Linked DNA regions of Homo sapiens: region 1 is linked to region 2. A link is a loop called in an ENCODE intact Hi-C map of the cell type or tissue named here. Cell type or tissue: stomach. All regions are shown on one strand. Links, peaks and the distances in the headings refer to the core of each region. The heading gives the core; the rest is flanking DNA.

Region 1 (9,520 bases), core at 916-8,915, 50 kb before region 2:
ACCACAGAGCCTAACACGGTGCCTGGTACATACTGGGCACTCATCAAACATATGAATGAAGAATGAATCAGGGCTCACTCCCCTTCCCCAACACTACACACCTCCTGTGTCTAAGGCACATGGCCTAAGCTAGGTCGACAAGTCAGCCAAGTGTTTTGACAGAGGTATTGGGAAAGAGGCACTGCATTGCTACAGATACAGTCTGCCTGAGAGTGAAACTAAATCACAGGAACACACAGGTGAGAAAAGGAGATTTGGGGCTGCAATAACAGCCTGGATGTTGCCATTCCTAAAGTCAGCAGCCTGTGGACTTCATTTACCAGTAAACCCTCTTTCTGTTACTTAGGCTAATTTAAGTCAGGACTCTGAGATGTATAACTAAGAATCCTTATAGAAAAATAGTAACTGGAATTAGGCACGTGGTTGGTCCTAAAGAACAAGAGAAAGACTACCAGGAAGCCTAACTTGTGATGTCCCAAGCTACTGGCCTAGGGAGTCCTTACAGTTCCTTAAATTATAAAAAGGGTTGGTTATTGTTCAGGGAGAAAAGATGCCCTGGCTGGGAAGTAGAGCACAAGCATCCTGGCTGGTCATTATCCTAAAAACTACTTTATTTGTGGAAACTCAAACCAGATCTCCCAATAGGCTACAGAGAGACAAAAATCTCCCTTATTTTCAATGGGGGTAGATATAATTATTGCAAATAAAAAGCTTGAATATCACTTCAAACTAGATTCTAAACCACATTAATAAAGCATTGGCTGGATAAGCACTTGAAAAAGAAAACAGTCACTAGCAGCCAGCATAGGCTCTCTAAGAACATGACACACCCAACTTACTTTAGGCTCTTTTCTGTTCCAGTCACTCATTTATTGAGAAAATTGTTTATAGGTACAGTAATACGTGGAGGCAGCTGACAGGATTTTCCTGCTGATAGATTAAAAAAAATGCAGGCTGCAGGCAGGTAATCCTGAAGGTAGGAGTCTTCTGGTGGGACACAGAGCTATGCCCTTGGCCCTATCTTGATCAAAACTTTGATGAGTAACATAGATGAATTTAGGGTTATTGACCCTAAGAGGGATAACATTCATCAAAGAAAAGAGGAGAATTCAAAAGCAAATATTATAAGCAAAAACAGGATGAAATTTAACTAGAACATATGTAAAGTCACTGCAATTAAATTGTTTCCCAAATACAGGATGATAGCAGTTTCAGCTTTTGATGTCAGTAAACACCACAGTTTAGTGATGCAGCTACTAAACTCGGGCTGAATTCAGAAACATAATGTCTACCTCAGTTGGACAACAACTGGACAACCATGTTCCAATCTGAGTACCATTAATGGTGACCAATGAAAGTGCATCCAGAGAGGGGAACCAAGACTAGAAAAAGTTTGGGGATCATATCACATAAATGACCATTGAAAGGGTGAGAGATGGTGTAGCCGCCTGGGAAAGCAAAGACAGAATCCTATAAAACTGAAAATATCCAAACCCTATGACCCAGCAATCCTATTTCTAAACATATATCTGGAGAAACTCTCACAAATTTGCACAATGATCAACATAGAACTGTTTATAAAAGCAAAATTCAGAAAGTAGTTAGGTTTCCATCAATAGAACGGCTAGACAGAATAAGGTTCATTCATACTCTGGAATACTTTGCAGCAGTTAAAAACAATGAAGTGGGTCTATAATCAATCAGGATAGACTAAGTTTGCCAAGGTAACAAAAGGAACCTAAAATCTGAGTGGCTTAACACAACCAAAGTCTGTTTATTCCGTATGCTACATATTTAAAGTGAGTTGGTAGGAGAGCTTATTGTAGTTATTCTTGACCTAAGCTGTCAGAAGCTCCATCTCTACCGGCCAGGGGAATGGAATGTGGCAAATCTCATATTAGCTCTTAAAATTTCCATTTGGAAGTGCATTCATTACTTTTACTGACATTTCAATGACCAAAGCAAGTCACAGGGCCACGCCTAACCTCAAAAGGGACAGGAACTACAATCCTACCACATGCCCAAATGGCAGACAGCCAAAAACATCATGTGACATATAATAATACATACTATGCAAAGATTAATAGAAAACATATGAAAAGATCTAAGATATTTTGCTGTGTAGAAAAAACAGACACATTCATAATACCACCATTTATGTAAATTAAAACATAGATCCAAAACAAATCTATATATCGTTTATATCTATCTATCTATCTATCTATCTATCTATCTATCTATCTATCTAATCTATCTGAAACTGAGGAGGGAGGAGGATGACATTAGAAGAGGTGACCAAAGGAGAAATAAGCATTTCTGTAATGTTTTAGTCCCTTTATTTAAAAATGGTGGCTCATGCCTATAATCCCGGCACTTTGGGAGGCTGAGGCAGGTGGACTGCTTGAGCTCAGGAGTTTGAGATCAGCCTTGGCAACATGGAGAAACCTCATTTCTACCAAAAATTAAAAAAAAATTAGCTGGAAGTGGTGGTGCACATCTGTGGTCCCAGCTACTCAGGAGGCTGAGGTGGGAGGCTCACTGGAGCCCGGGAGGCAGAGGTTTCAGTGAGCCGAGATCATGCCACTGCACTCCAGCCTGGGCAACAGAGACCCTGAGAAAGAAAAGAAAAGAAAAAAGAAAGGAAAGGGGAGGGGAGGGGAAGGGGAAGGGGAGAAAACAAAGGGGAAAAGGAAAAGGAAAGAAAAGAAAGAAAAAAAAGAAAAAAGGAAGGAAGGAAAGAAAGAAAGGAAAGGAAGGGAAGGAAGAAAGTAGCTGGGCATAGTGATGCACACCTGCAGTACCAGCTACTTGGGAGTCTGAGGTGGGAGGATCGCTTGAGCCCAGGAGTTCGAGGCTGCACTGAGCCATGATTGCGCGACCGCACTCCAGCCTGGCTGACAGAGTGAAACCCTGTCTCTAAAATAAACAAGCAAGAAAAAAAGAAAAAAAGATATTACAAAATCTTAATTGTTGATAATTCTGGCTGGTAGAGAATATGAGTATTTATCATATTATTCTTTGAATTTTTCCATTATATTAAAATCCTTGAAATAAGTTGTTACATGAATCAGAAATGTTTTAGCTTAAAAGGCCACGGGGGCCAAGCGCGGTGGCTCAGCCTGTAATCCCAGCACTTTGGGAGGCCGAGGCAGGTGGATCACTTGAGGTCACGAGTTCAAGGCCAGCCTGGCCAACATGGTGAAACCCCTTGTCTACTAAAAATACAAAAATTAGCCAGGTGTGGTGGTGTGTGCCTCTAATCCCAGCTACTTGGGAGGCTGAGGCAGGAGAATCACTTGAACCCGGGAGGCAGAGGTTTCAGTGAGCCAAGATGGCACCACTACACTCCAGCCTGGGCAACAGAGCGAGACTCTGTCTCAAACAAAACAAAACAAAACACACAAAAAAAGGCCACGGGTGGGAGAAAGGGGAATGGGAAGTAGGAAAATAGATAGCTTTAAATATTTTGGACAAAAGAGATTTGCTGTGTGTGACTATGGAGAGGAGAGCCAGGAATGATACTGACAGTTCCTGAAAGGCAGATTTTGGCTTGGGAATAAAGAACCACCAATCTGTTAAGGTTTTTGGTCTTATTTTTTTTAGTAGCCTCAAAACTGTATGGAGGAAAAATATGTATTCTTTGGGGTAAAAAATAATGTTGTCAAGAGTCAGACAACCACCTGTCTGACAAATACTGTGGCAAGGATTCCTGCACTGGGAAGGAATTTGGATTTGGTAATCTCCAAGTTCCCTACAATTCTCACGTTCCATCAACCTTGGACTGGAACCTCTCAGTTTCTAAATTCTAGTTCACAGGCTCTGGGAAATGCACCACAGTTATCCCAAGGAAAACTTCAAAAGATAATGCAACAGTCTGAACACAATACAAATCTGAATTGTGTTACCTGGGAATATTTCACAATCAATAAGGAATAAATCACTTAATTGGGACTAATAGTTATTATAGGCAAGAGAGTCACAAGAATTATACTGGCCTTGAATAAAGCTAGCTTTAATTCTCACACCCCGATCAACCTTATGCACATAATTAAATCAGTATTATTTGGAGAACTATTGCCTGTTTAATTACTGTTTCTGTGACTTGTTATTTGTTCTCCCAGTACCAAAGGCAAATTGCTCCCACAGCTAAAGAGATCTCCACAGAAACATCCCACTGAAATAAACATTCCTTTATAAAATGGAAGAGTAAGAATAATGAATGTGTTTTCTTTTAAACTAGTTGCTTTGGCTGCTGTCAAAAGAAAAAATAAAAGTCTTAGCAATGGAAAACAAGTATCACTTCTATGAGGAGGGCCAGTCTGGCATAAAGATAGTGAGGTAAAAACTCAAGCAGCTCTCTGCTGCTACCCTGCTCCCAGCCAAGAAGATAAGGGATTTCAATAGGAGTAAATGAGACAACATGTTATAGCTGAGGATTTTCTTTCAAAAAGGTACCATACCTTTTAAACCAGTAAGGTTCTTTGCTGTACACAGTTAATATATGCCTAGAAGGTTATAAGTTGAGCAGCCTTTGCATGCCTGGAACCTGACAGATCTCAACAGACACCTGGGAAGCCCACTGTGGCTTTTAAAGAATGCATATTTCTGGCTGGGTGCGGTGGCTCACACCTATAATCCTAGCACTTTGGGAGGCCAAGGTGGGCAGATCACTTGAGGTCAGGAGTTTGAGACCAGCCTGGCCAACATGGCGAAACTTTGTCTCTATTAAAAATATAAAAATTAGCTGGGTGTGGTGGTGCATGCCTGTAATCCCAGCTACTCAGGAGGCTGAGGTAGGAGAATAGCTTGAACCCGGGAGGCAGAGGCTGCAGCGAGCCGAGATCGCACCACTGCACTCCAGCCTGGGCAACAAAGTGAGACTCCATCTCAAAAAATAAAAATAAAAATAAAAAATAAAGAATGCATATTTCTACCACAAAAATACTGAAAGCATGCTGCAACATAAAAACATGTGCTCTGCCCATGTGTTTTTGCTCGTTTAGGATTTCCTTCCTTCAGTGATTCTGTACCACATAACTAACAATAGGAAATACTTTCATAAAAGTGACTGTTATTTAGTAGTTTCTTCTATTAACTTTCAAAACTAAAACCAAACCAAACAAAACCAAAAAACAGCCCACAAAGCTCTTAAATATTCCCAAGTTAATGAGGTTAGTATGGCTTAAATATACCTTCTTTCTAGACCCACATTCCTGACTGTGCTGGAGTTTCATGTGTCCTGGTCTCTGTTACCCACCAGAAATACCATGTGAGGCAGAAAGCCCCAATATGCTGGAAAAGCAGCTGCCTAGACCACCACAATGCCTTGCAGAGACACAGTTGGGGCCCTAATCTATGAGCAAAACCTGATTCCCACCCCCCTCCAGGTTTCTCCATCCTTCAAATGCAAGCACTTAACATCCTAAAATGTCACAAAGCAGTGCATTTATCCTTGGGAGATAGAATTTGGTGATAAAATGCAAGACTGTAATGTTAGGAAGGACAGAGTGTGGGGAAAGCCAGAGACAAACAGGAGAGGGAGGAGGAGAAAGGGGTTGAGGAATGAAGTTCTGCAGGGCAAAGGTTACTGGAAAACAGCAGGACAGAAGCAAGAGACTACGACAGAGAGGCAGGGCCAAGGAAAACAACGAGGTCAATGATATGCTACACAAAGACAAAGAACTGTGCTTCCAGATGAGATTACCACATATGCCTTTAGAGAAGTGGTTCTGTTTTTCAGGGGGTCATTATGTATTCAGCCAATAGTGCAGCTAATCTGCTTACTCTTAGCAACTTTTGTCCACCTAACTGCACCAAACACTACATATCTGAAACTATTATTTCAGAGATATAAATACTTTAAGGGGGAGGGAAAGCAACCCAAAACATCCATTAAAATATCAGTGAAGACTTCCGGTTCCAAGTAAGATGGTATAAACACACACGTAACCTTTCTGTTGACCAAATGCAACTATAAAATCTGTAAAGAAAATATGGGCAACTATTAGAGAACTCTTAAAAGTATATAACAGCAGGCGATCAAGAAAGAATGCCAGAATGCGGAGTACAACTGAACTGGCAGTGACTTAACCACTTTTTTTCTTCCAGTATTCACTGGCCTGAATTCAACACAATGAAATCTGAAAGTGAGCACTGTGGTTAGAGCACATGTTCTGGTTCAAGGTGCTTTTTTGGAAAAGGGAACTACTAATGCTCAGAGAAACTGGAGTGGTGAGGTGGCGGTGGGGGGCGGTGGGGGGGGAATCCCCTGGGTTTTTCTCTCCTTTTTCTCCCCTTTCTAATGTCTAGAAAATCCCATGGTAGAGGCTGTGGCAGCAGCAACAAAAAGTAACTGGCATAGGGAGACTGTACGAGCTAAAACTCTGAAAGAGAGAGAAGAAACTTCTGTCCATTTGGTGGAACTATGGCTCCAAAAGGGCAAAGCCAAATCCCATTGCTTTTTTTTTTTTTGAGACAGTCTCGCTCTGTCACCCAGGCTGGACTGCAGCGATATTGGCTCACTGCCACCTCTGCCTCCTGGGCTCAAGAGATTCTCCTGCCTCAGCCTCCTGAGTAGCTGGGATTACAGGCACACACCACCATGCCCGGCTAAATTTTATATTTTCAGTAGAGATGGGGTTTCACCATGTTGGCCAGGCTGGTCTCAAACTCCTGACCTCACGTGATCCATACGCCTCGGCCTCCCAAAGTGCTGGGATTACAGGCGTGAGCCACCGCACCTGGCCTCCCATTGATTTTTCTTACTTTTTTTCTCTCTGTTTGCCTGCCCCTTGTGCCCTAGAGGCAGTGTATTGTGAAAGTGTGTAGTTTCTCACTGGAGGACTAAAAAGGAAAGCCCTGGAAAAGTAGAAAGTACCAGAGAAATAACAACGAAGGAAGAGCTCAGGAAAACAAACTCACAAAAAGTTGCTTACAAACTCCTGGGAAGGCCTCCACTTCCTCACAGGTGGATCTGATTCTAATTAGCATATCAAAGACTTGGAGAAATGAGTTAACACACACTTAGGTCCCTGACTGACAGGTGGGTGGCACACACACGACAGAGGTGAACAGCACTGCAAAGCCATTGAATACTGAACTGATATTTGAACTACACCCCACAGAAAGTGAGATGGAACTTGCAGTCTGAACCTAACCAGACCAACTGCTGCTGAAACAAATACATTGACATTCTCCATGGGGTTGAAACAAGATCCAGAGTCTCATAACATAATATCCAAAACATCCAGGATAAAATCCAAAATTATGCGATATACAAAGAACCATGAAAATGCCAGCTCACATGAGAAAAGACAACAGATGCCAACAATGAGATGACACAAATGTTGAAATTATCTAACAAGGACTTTAAAGCAGCAACTCTAAAAATGCTCAGATTGCCATGCATGGTGGTCTGCACCTATAGTTTCAGCTACCCAGGAGGCTGAGGTGGGCAGATCACTTGAGCCCAGGAGTTTGAGTCCAGCCTGGGCAATAGAACAAGATCTTGCTTCTAAAACAACCACCACCACACACTCAAACAGGCAATCACCAAACCTGAACACTCTTGAAAGAATGTTAAAATAGAAAATATCAGTAAAAAGAAGATATAATGATAACCAAATGGAAACTCTAGAACTGAAAAAACAACCGAAATAAAAATTAACTGGAAGAACACAACAGCAGAATGGAGGAGGCAGGCAACCTGAAGACAGATAAACTGGCCAATCTAAACGAAAAAAAGATTGGAAAAAAAAAATAACAAAGCCTCAGGGACCTGTGGGATAACAATAAAGGATCTAACATCTAACATTTGTATAACTAGAATCTAACACAGAGACGAAAAAGAGTGTGATGATAATTTTTTTTTTTTTTTGAGACGGAGTCTCACTCTGTTGCCAGGCTGGAGTGCAGTGGTGCAATCTCCGCTCACCGCAACCTCCACCTCCCGGGTTCAAGCAATTCTCCTGCCTCAGCCTCCCAAGTAGCTGGGACTACAGGCGCATGCCACCATGCCTGGCTAATTTTTGTATTTTTAGTAGAGACGGGGTTTCACCATGTTGGCCAGGCTGGTCTCGAACTCCTGACCTCAAGTGATCTGCCTGCCTCGGCCTCCCAAAGTGCTGGGATTACAGGCTGGGTGCGGTGGCTCATGCCTGTAATCCCAGCACTTTGGGAGGCCGAGGCAGGCGGATCACTTGAGGTCAGGAGTTCGAGACCAGCCTGGCCAACATGGTGAAACTCCGTCTCTATTAAAAACACAAAAGTTAGCCAGAAATCGCTTGAACCCGGGAGGCGGAGGTTGCAGTGAGCCGAGACTGTGCCACTGCACTACAGCCTGGGCAACAGAGCGAGACTCTGTCTCAAAAAAATAAATAAAAATAAAAAATAAAAATAAAAAAAAGTTTAAAACTGCCAAGACACTAAGAACACCAAACAGAATAAATACAAAGGAATCTACACCTAGGCACATCATGATCAAACTGCTGAAAACTAAAGACAAAGAACTGAAGAAACAGACAATTGGACACTAACAGAGTTTAACATTCCACTCTTGGTAATAAATAGAACTAGAAAAAAATAAAGAATATACAAAACCTAAACAAGAACTATTTTAAAAATTGACCTAACTGGTATCTACAAAACACTCCAAGAAAAGCAAAATATACATGCTTTTCAAGTACACAAGCTATATTTCCCAGGAATTATTGGTAGGACTATAAAAGGGTTCAGCCACCTTGGAAAACTGGCAGTTTCTTTAAAAAATTAAATATAAATTTAACATACAGCCCAGCAATTCTACTCCTAAAATTCTACCCAAGAGAAATGAAAACTTATGTCTACACAAGGATATGTACATGAATGCTCACTGCAGCACTGTTCATGAGAACCAAAAGCTGGAACTATCCCAAATACCCATCTGCTAGCAAAGGAATAACCACGATGTGGTACATCCACATGATGGAATATTATTCAGCAACAAAAAGGAATGAATTATTGATATGTTGTACCACCACAGATAAACCCCCAAAACATTATACTACGTGAAAGAATCTGGACACACAAGACCATATGTTATACGCTTCTATTTATATGAAATGTCCACATCTACAATGGCAGAAAGTAGATTAGTAGTTGCTTAGGGCTGAGGGGAGAAGAGTGGAGTGACTGCAAATGAGTACAAGGGATTTTATTAGCGTGATGGAAATATTCTAAAACTGAGTTATGGAGATGGTTGCACAACTTAGTAAATTCATTAAAAGGCATTGAATTATATACTTATGCAGGTGAATTTTGTGGTATATAAATTATACTTCAATAAAGTTGTCATTTTAATAATTTTACATAAGTGAAACTATACAGTATGTAAACTTTTGAGATAGGCTATTTTTCATTCAGCATAATGCTTTTGAGAGCCACCCAAGTTGATCCACTTATGAATAGTTTGTTTCTTTTATTACATTTTATGAATGCACCACAGTTTAACCATTTACTTACTGGAGGGCATTTGGGTTGTTTC
Region 2 (9,409 bases), core at 1-8,000:
TTGTCATGATTGTAAGTGGTATTGTGTTTTTAATTTGTCTTCACATTCATTGGTCATTGTTAATATATAGAAATGCAATTAATTTTTATGTGTTGATCTTGTTTCCTCTGACCTTACTAAACTCACTTACTAGTTCTAGGAATTTTTCAGCAGATTCTTTGGGATTTTCTATGTAGACAATCATATTATCTGTGAATAGGGACAGTTTTATTTCTTCCTTTCCAATCTGTGCGCATTTTATTTCCTTTTCTTGCCGTCTTGTTCTAGCTAGAACATTCAGTACAATGTTGAATAAGAGTGGAGAGAGTGGACATACTTGCCTTGTTCCTTATCTTAAGGGGAAACATTGTCTTTCGCCATTAAATATGATAGTTGCAGGTTTTTTGTAGATGCTCTTTATTGAGTTGAGAAAGTACCTCTCTATTCACAGTTTGCTGAGAGTTTTTATTATGAGTGAATGCTGAATTTTGTCAAATGCCTTTTCTGCATCAAGTTATATGATCGTGTGATTTTTCTTCTTTAGCCTGTGGATATGGTAGATTACATTGATAGAATATTGATTTTTGAACCAACCTTTCATAGCTGGAATAAACCCCATTTGGCCATAAAATAATTATTTTTATACCTTGCTGGATTCTATATTGCTAATGTTTTGTTGCAGATTTTTGTGTTAAAGCCCATAAGAGATAAAAGTCTGTAGTTTGGGGGAGATTTTTGCTACAGTCCTTGTCTGGTTTTGGTATTAGGGTAATACTGGCCTTATAAAATGAGTTGAGGAAGTTGTGCAGAAAAGAGTTAACATAACAGGCTCTTGGCAGGCATCTGTGAACTTGGATTTCAGGAGAGCTCTCATTGTTCCCAGAACTGATAAGAATGGCTAACTATATCTAAGCTGTTTGTACAAATGTTATTTATGCTGGGACTAGAACTCAAGTCTCCTGATTCTCAAGCTGTGCAGAAAAGAGTTAACGTGAAAGGCCTCAGTGCTATCCTTTGAAAGCCCTGCATGCAAGGTCGGTCCTTGGATGGCATTTGGAACTTAGATTTGAAGAGGGCTCTCACCATTCCCAGGGCTGATGAGACTGTTCACTGGGCCTAAACTGTTCGTACAAACAATATGGTTTATGCTGAACACTTGTTTTCCTTCTAGGAGTCTGGAGTTTTGGTAAGCGCTAGGCAGAGGGTGCCTATATGACCAACCCCCAGTAAATGTCCTGGGAGCTGAGTTTTTAATGAACTTCCCTGATAGACAACATTTCACACGTGTTGTCACAACTTGTTGCTGGAGGAATTAGTACATCCTGCGTGACTCCACTGGGAGAGGACTCTTGGAAGCTTGTACCTCGTTTCTTCTATACTTCCATGTGCCTTTTGCCTTTGAAGATTTTGTTCTGTGTGCTCTCACCATGAATGTGACTGTCTGCTGCATTCTGAGTCCTCATAGTGAATCATCAAGCCTGGGAATGGTTTGGGGGACCCCTAGCACAGAAGTGTTCCCTCCTCTTTGGTATTATAGAATCTATTGTGTAAAATCGGTGTTAGTTCTTTAAATGTTGGGTAAAATATTCCAGTGAAACCATGTGGACCTGGAGCCTTCTTTTTTCAATAATTTTTACATTATAAATCCTATTTTAAAATAGTTATTAGACTATTCAGATGATAAATTTCATATTGGTCGAGTTTTGGTAGTTTGTAGTTTCAAGGAATTGGTCCATTCCATCTAAGTCGTTGAATTTATATATGTAGGGTTCTTGATAGAATTTCTCTATTTTCCTTTCAATGCCTGCAGGATCTGTAGTAAGATCCCCTGTCTCATTTGTGATTATAGTGACTTATGCCTTCTCTCTTTTTATCTTAGTCAATCTTGCTATAGGTTTATCAACTGTACTGATCTTTTCAGAGGAACAGCGTTTTGCTTAATTGATTTTATCTATTGTTTTCCTATTTTCAATTTCATTGATTTCTGCTGTTGTCTCTTTCCTTCTGCTTGCTTTGAAGTTTTAATTTTGCTCTTCTTTTTATAGTCTCTTGAGGTGGGAGCTTACCTGATTGATTTAAGACCTTACCTCTTCTTTTTTAAAAATTTTAAAAAAATATATTACAAATTTTTCTTTTAGTGGCAAGTGACCGGCAGCCTCTTTTCTAATGTAAGGATTTAGTGCCATAAACTCTCTTGTCAGCACTGCTTTAGCTCCATTCCACAAATTTTAATATGTTATATTTTCATTTTCATTCAGTTCATTGTATTTTTAAAAAATTTCCCTTGAGACTCCTTTTTTGACCTATGTATTAATGAGAAGTGTGTTGTCTAGTTTTCAAATATTTGGAGATTTTCCTGCTGACTTTGTTATTGATTTCTGGTTTGACTCCCTTATAGTCAGAGAACATGACACAGTGGTTCATGCCTGTAATCCCAGCACTTTGGGAGGCTGAGGCAGGAGGATTGCTTGAAGCCAGGAGTTCAAGAGAACATACTCTGCATGGTTTCAATTCTTTTACATTTGTTGAAATTTTGTATGATGCAAAATATGGGTTATGTTGGTGAATGTTTCATGGGTATTTGAAAAGAATGTGAGTTATGCTATTGGGTAGAATGTCCTATAAATTAGGTCCTGTTGCTTTATGGTATTGTTGAGTTCTATAATCCTGCTGATTTTCTGTCTAGTATTTCTATTGCTGAGAGGAGGGTATTGAAGTCTCCAACTATAATCATGGATTTACCTGTTTTTCTTTCAGTTCTATCAGATTTTACTTCATGTATTTTGAAGCCTTATTTATTGGTGCATACATGTTTAGGATTTCTTTGTCTTCTTGGTGGATTGACTCATTTATCATTGTGTAATATCTCTCTTTGTCCTTGGTAATTTTATTTGCTCCAAAGTCTACTTTTCTGATATTAACATATAGCCATATCTGTTTTTATAAATGAATGTCTGTGTAGTATATCTTTTTCTTTTCACTTTCTACCTATGTTATCGTATTTGAAGTAGTTTCATATAGACAGCACATAGAGGGTTATTTTTTTAAAAATCCATTTTGTGATTCTCTGCCTTTTAATTCATGTATTTAGACCATTTAATTAGAAGATAATTATTGGTATCTTAGGGCTTAAGTCTAATGTTTTATTATTTGCTTTTTGTCTGTTCCCTCTATTTCTCATTCCTCTGTTTGCTGTTTCTGGCCTTACTGTGGGTTACTTGAATATGTTTTAGAACTCCGTTTTACTTTATTATAATGTTTTTGAGTATATCAGTGTGTATAGTTTTCTGTTTTTTAGGTGTTAAAATATACACATATAACTTATAGTGTATTGTTATCAACATTTTACCACTTTTAGTAAGGGGTAGAAACTTTATTTTCCTTTAGGTTCCTTTATCCCTTACCCTCCCACTTTTTTTTCTTTTTTAGACATAGTCTTGCTCTGTCGCCCAGGCTGGAGTGCATGGCGCAACCTGAGCTTACTGCAACCTCTGCCTCCTGGGTTCAAACGATTCTCGTGCCTCAGCCTCCCGAGTAGCTGGGACTGCAGACATGCACCACCACGCCTGGCTAATTTTTGTATTTTTAATAGAGCTGAGGTTTCTCCATGTTGGTCAGGCTTCTCTCGAACTCCTGGCCTCAAGTGATCTGCCTGCCTCGGCCTCCCAAAGGGCTGGGATTACAGGCGTGAGCCACCGCACCCGGCCTGTCCTCCCACTTTAAAAATATAATTTCTATTTCTTGTACATACATTGAACCCACATCAGATGGTGTTACAATTTTTGCTTCAACAATTCAACATAATTGAAAGAAATTCATTAGGAAAAGGATAGTCTATTTATATTTATCCTTATTTTTTATACATTTCATTGTTTTCCTTCCTTTCTGAAGTTTCAGGCCTCCTCCTGCTATCATTTCCTTTTCGTTTGGAGAACTTCCTTTAGCTATTCATTAATAGTAAGTCTGCTAGTGAAATTTTTATAAATTTTCTGTCATCTGAGAATGTCTTTATTTCCCCTTTATTCCTGAAGGATATTTTCACTGAACATGGAATTCCAAGTTGACAGTTCTTTTCTTTCATCACTTGAAAAATGTACCACTTCCTTCCGGCCTTTATGGTTTCAGATGAGAAATCCACTATGATTTAAATCAGTGTTCCTCTATAGGTAATGTGTGTTTTTCTCTCTAGCTGCTTTCAAGATTTTTTTTCTCTATCTTTAGTTTTCAAAAGTTAGTTATGATGTGTCTTGGTGTGGATATTTTTGGGTTTTCCTGGCCTACTTTTGTGGACTGTGTAGTTCCAATGACAGTTTAGTTTTTAGAACCCTTGTGGCACTATTCTGGTCTGCTTTGTGTGCTACTCCCAAGCCACGTTGAAAACCTGAGTGGTATGCCACACAGTAGTTCAGTTGTCAGACCTGCAGACCTGGTGATTTACTTAGTTTCACGCTTGGGTCAGACAGGTGTCTTTCCAGGACTTCCTATGCAGATGTAAAGAATGCCTTTCTGCAGCTCCTTCCTCTCTAAGATCCCTTCTGCACTCTAATTGGAAGGGTGAGGGGCACCAGCTGCCACTGGCAGATAAGGGTGAAAGTCCAGACTCCTCACTCAGTCTCCACTGACATGGCAACAGTGGGGAGGGGAGCACCTGTCTGCATCCTCTGCTGATGCCTGCTGGGAGCCGGGCAGCAGATGTCCAGATTCCCCACTAGTTCTCTGCTGACACCACTGGTGGGAAAGTAAAGTACCTTCCCAGCTGCCTGCCACTTGATGGGGCTCGGGAGACTCCCCACTTGGTCCCCGTCATGGTGCCTGTGATGGAAAGTGCCTCCCTGGGCCGTCTGGTGCCACTGGGTGAGGGGTTGGGAGATGCTAGGCCGGTAGGGGTTGAAAGTACTAATCCTGCCTACCTGCTGCTGCTGGGTCGGGGACAAGCGTCTGGACTCCGTGCTGGGTATACGCTGATGCTGCCAGCAGGGCTGAGCACGCCTCCTCCGGCTGCCTGGTGTGACTGGGGCTCCCCCTAGCTCTTGGCTGTTGCCCAGCGTGGTAGGAAAGTGCTTCCCTGGTACCGCTGGGACTCCCACTCAATCCTGTCTGGTGTTCCCATGGGGGAAGAAGGCGGCTTTTTGCCCAGCCACCTGAGGCTACTGAATGGGGGACAGAGCTCTTCCAGTCCCTACTCAGTCTCACTCTGCTGACACCACAGGGTTCAGCTTGGGTAGGGCTGGTGCTGTCCACAGGGTTTTACTTATGCTGGGCTGGGTTTTTCTCCTTTCCCAGTCCTTTGGCCACAAAGAACAGGTTTTTGTTTTGTTTTGTTTGTCTGCTCTGATTGGAGATTCTAGGTTGCAGGCTTCTCCAGCACCCAGTCTGGAACATACAGAAGATAAAAAGAAAAGCCAGGAGCCCATCACAGTGTCGTTCCTCAAGTCCTGAAGTCTCTAGCCAGTCCACTTTCTTCTTTCCACCTACCAGTCCCCTTATGATGGACTTTTGTATTACTTTTAGGAATTTTAATTGTACTTAGCATGGAAAAGCAAAGAGAAATGGGTCTATGTCATCTTGTTTGAAGCTTGGTTACCTTACATTTTAAAATAAATTAATGAGGGCGGGCACGGTGGCTCACGCCTGTAATCCCAGCAATTTGGGAGGCCAAGGCAGGCGGATCACTTGAGGTCAGGAGTTCGAGACCAGCCTAGCCAACATGGCAAAACCTCGTCTCTACTAAAAATACAAAAATTAGCCAGGCATGGTGGCAAGCGCGGGTAATCCCAGCTACTTGGGAGGCTGAGGCAGGAGAATTGCTTGAACCTGGGAGGTGGAGGTTGCAGTGAGCAGAGATCATGCCACTGTACTCCAGCCTGGGTGACAGAGTGAAACTCTGTCTCGAAAAAAAGAGAGAAAAATTAATGAAATAATTAACAGATAAAGTTTTCAGTTTCAGTTGGAAAACACAAAGAATTTACACCTCCCGGGCTCAAGTGATTCTCGTGCCTCAGCCTCCTGAGTAGGGATTACAGGTGTGCGTCATCACACCTGGCTAATTTTTGTATTTTTAGTAGAGATGGAGTTTCACCATGTTGGCCAGGCTGCTCTCAAACTTCTGAGCTGAAGTGATCCACCTGCCTCAGCCTCCCAAATTGCTGAGATTACGGGCATGAGCCACCGCACCTGGCCTCTTTTTTTTTTCCCTTTTTTTTTCTTTTTTTCATTCATAAAATGAAACTGATAATGCTTGGACTTTGGTGGAAAGATACTTTCAGAAAGTATAGGGGATTATTTATCTGTCTTTGTTGAGCCACTGGTTGATGAAACTGGATGCAAGAGCTTTAAACTGCTGAAACACTCTGATAGTGTAACTCACCTAAAATGGGCTCAAGGAACCAAAAAAGAAAAGGCCAAAGAACTATAAAGAAGTAAAAGATCAATCTTGGCAAGACCTCCCTTCCTTTTTCTCCTTTCTCTCCAATCTCTTTCTTGCCCATCACGCCAAATTTCATATGATAAAAATCAATAACTGGCCCAATTTTCCTTAGACAAGTAAAATACCTACTTTCCATGAGTTACTTTGTCTGTGCACAGTAATACCTATGTAAATCCATACACAAATGCTCTGGAAGGATACAGACCAAACTGATAATTGTAGTTCCCAATGGGAGTGGGGATTGAAGAAGATTTTAGATTTATCTCCAATTTTTTCATGTAAAAAAAAAACAAAACCCTGTATTATTTGTGTAATTAACAATTAATAGCTGGGCACAGTGGCTCATGCCTGTAATCCCAGCACTTTGGGAGGCCGAGGTGGGCGGATCACAAGGTCAGGAGATCGAGACCATCCTGGTGGTTTCACCAACATGGTGAAACCCCGTCTCTACTAAAAATACAAAAATTAGCCGGGCGTGGTGGCGCGTGCCTGTAGTCCTAGCTACTTGGGAGGCTGAGGCAGGAGAGTCACTTGAACCAGGGAGGCGGAGGCTGCAGTGAGCAGAGATCATGCCACTGCACTCCAGCCTGGCAACAGAGCGAGACTCCATCTCAAAAAAAAAAATTAATAATGAAACAAAAACAATGTGTGCATTTGCCAAGACATGTGAGTCTGATATTGAACAGAATTTAAGATATGCTTTTTTCTCAATCAAAAATTATTTCACACTCTTGAAAACTAGTGACACCTAATATTTGCTCAGAATTTCACCACCATGACTCCGAAGAACATTTTCAGATAAAATTAGGAAAATTGCTGATTTTTCAAATAAAAAGCAATTGTAAACTCCAGCAACTTTATCTGTATTTATTGTTGAAGTGATAACATGTAAAAATGGTCTCCCTATGCACATAAGTAAATACAAAGCCACCTACAGTGAATCTTTATAGTCAATTTGATAAATTAATGAGCACTGGAAACCTCACTTGATTCTTCGCTACACAGTGATATCCAAAATAGTGCTGCTAGATAGAATCTGCAAAAAAATTGGAGAGGACTTTTAACTCATAGGACTTCACTTATGAAGTCTGTATTCATAGAAGGAGGCAAAAAAAATCAATATTTGTGGAACATCTACTGTGTTTCAAGTGTCTAACTTATGTTTTCTCATCTAATCCTTCCCAAGCCCTCAAGACAATAATCATTATTTCCCATTTTACAGGTAAGCAAACTAAGGCTCAGAGAGAAAATAACTTGTCCAACATTATTACTGGACAGTAGGCACACTTCAAAATAAAATGCTTTCTGCTCTTGTGTAGGTTCAAGTATTTCAAAGCACCTACCATTTCTAACTCAAGGGAGAGTGGATTCATTAAACATTTGTGACATGAGAAAATGATTTCTACAAATGAAATACACATCTGTTCTTTGAAATCCTTCTCAGGTGTTAACTTCAATTGAATTGAATAACTAACTTTTTAAATCAATGAACGGAAAACAGTTTAGTGGAATTAGGTAATAGCATACACCCAATGAGTGAGTTATAATCAGTATAGCTTCCTTTTACCAGATGGCTAATGACCTTCATAGACCAAATACATGTTACAACTGATGCCATGGATCCGTAATATTGACACTCTCTCCATAGAAGCCTATCTTAGCTTGTGATTTATTTTCACAAAGAACAAAATGTTCACTGATGGAAGTTAAAATCAAAATGAAACACCAAACATCACTGTAGTGGTCAGTTTTGTTTTTTGTTTTGTTTTGTTTTGAGACGGAGTCTTACTCTGTTGCCTAGGCTGGAGTATGGTGGTGTGATCTCGGCTCACTGCAACCTCCACTTGCTGGATTCAAGTGATTCTCCTGCCTCAGCCTCTCAAGTAGCTGGGATTACAGGCACTCACCACCACGTCTGGCTAATTTTTGTATTATTAGTAGAGACGAGGTTTCACCAGCCTTGAGGCCAGGCTGGTCTCGAACTCCTGGTCTCAAGTGACCCGCCCGCTTCAGCCTCCCAAAGTGCTGGGGTTATAGGCATGAGCCACTGTGCACCTGGCCTGTAATGGTCAGTTTTATGTGTTAACATAGCTAGGCTATAGTCCCTAGTTTATAACTGGCTAACATAAGCCAGTTATTCCATTAAAATCTAATCTAGGTGGTGCTGAGAGGTATTTTGTAGATGTGAATCAAGTCTATAATCAGTTGACTTTATGTAAACAAGATTATCCTAGATAATCTGGTGGGCCTGAATCAATCAGTTAAAGGCCTTAATAGCAGAATGGAGGCTTTCCTGAAGAAGAAATTCTGCCCATAGACAGCAGCATTGGCTTGTGCTCGAGAACTCCTGCCTGTCCTTTCTGATGGCCTGCTCTAAGGATTTCAGATTTCAGGCTTGCCTAGCTAGCCACCACAATCACATAAGCCAGTTCATCTATATCTATACCTATATCTATATCTATATCTACATGTGTCTCCTAATGGTTCTGTTTCTCTGTTAGAATCCTGACTGATACAATCACTATCTTTATTTTATATATAAATCCATAACTTATATGCACTTAAGAAAAAAAAACTAATTTTCCCTGGATTTCATATTCTTTCTTTGGATTGGATTTTTCTCCATCAGAAATTTCAAAAGGGATTAAGAAAGTGTCTGACTCCAGAGAATGCTCAGCTTCAGAGACTATCCATAATTTTCTTTCTTTCTTTTCTTTCTTTTTTTTAGATGAAGTCTTGCTCTGTCGCCCAGACTAGAGTGCGGTGGTGCGATCTCAGCTCACTGCAACCTCTGCCTCCTGGATTCAAGCAATTCTCCTGCCTCAGCCTCCCAGGTGCACGCCACCATGCCTGGCTAATTTTTGTAGAGACAGGGTTTTGCCATGTTGGCCAGGCTGGTCTTGAACTCCTGACCTCAAGTGATCTGCCCGCCTTGGCCTCCCAAAGTACTGGGATTACAAGCATGAGCCACCATGCCCGACCCATAATTTTCCATATTAGAAG

The links. Peaks named below come from ENCODE experiments on the same cell type or tissue, not always from the same donor. Only the 100,000 strongest peaks of a DNase experiment are listed, where the experiment ranks them.
Region 1: a loop joins it to region 2, with 1.9 times the contacts of the local background. A loop is called at or near these places in 8 of 110 quality-filtered maps.

Annotation. Positions count from the first base shown.
Region 1 is chrX:46,949,942-46,959,461 of GRCh38, reverse strand. All of the region lies in intron 1 of JADE3 (jade family PHD finger 3), which reads right to left. Among named protein-coding and RNA genes, the nearest start is that of JADE3, 42 kb to the right of the region's middle. In stomach, for the core only: no CTCF peak of the experiment used is centred there; no DNase peak of the experiment used is centred there; H3K27ac peaks cover 196 bases.
Region 2 is chrX:46,899,435-46,908,843 of GRCh38, reverse strand. LINC01545 (long intergenic non-protein coding RNA 1545) reads left to right here and starts at 9,140. Exons shown (of 4, transcript NR_046101.1): 1 at 9,140-9,240. RefSeq lists an enhancer at 4,633-4,892. In stomach, for the core only: CTCF peaks have their summits at 4,742 and 4,946; DNase peaks (open chromatin) are centred at 4,723 and 4,973; H3K4me3 peaks cover 531 bases; H3K27ac peaks cover 257 bases.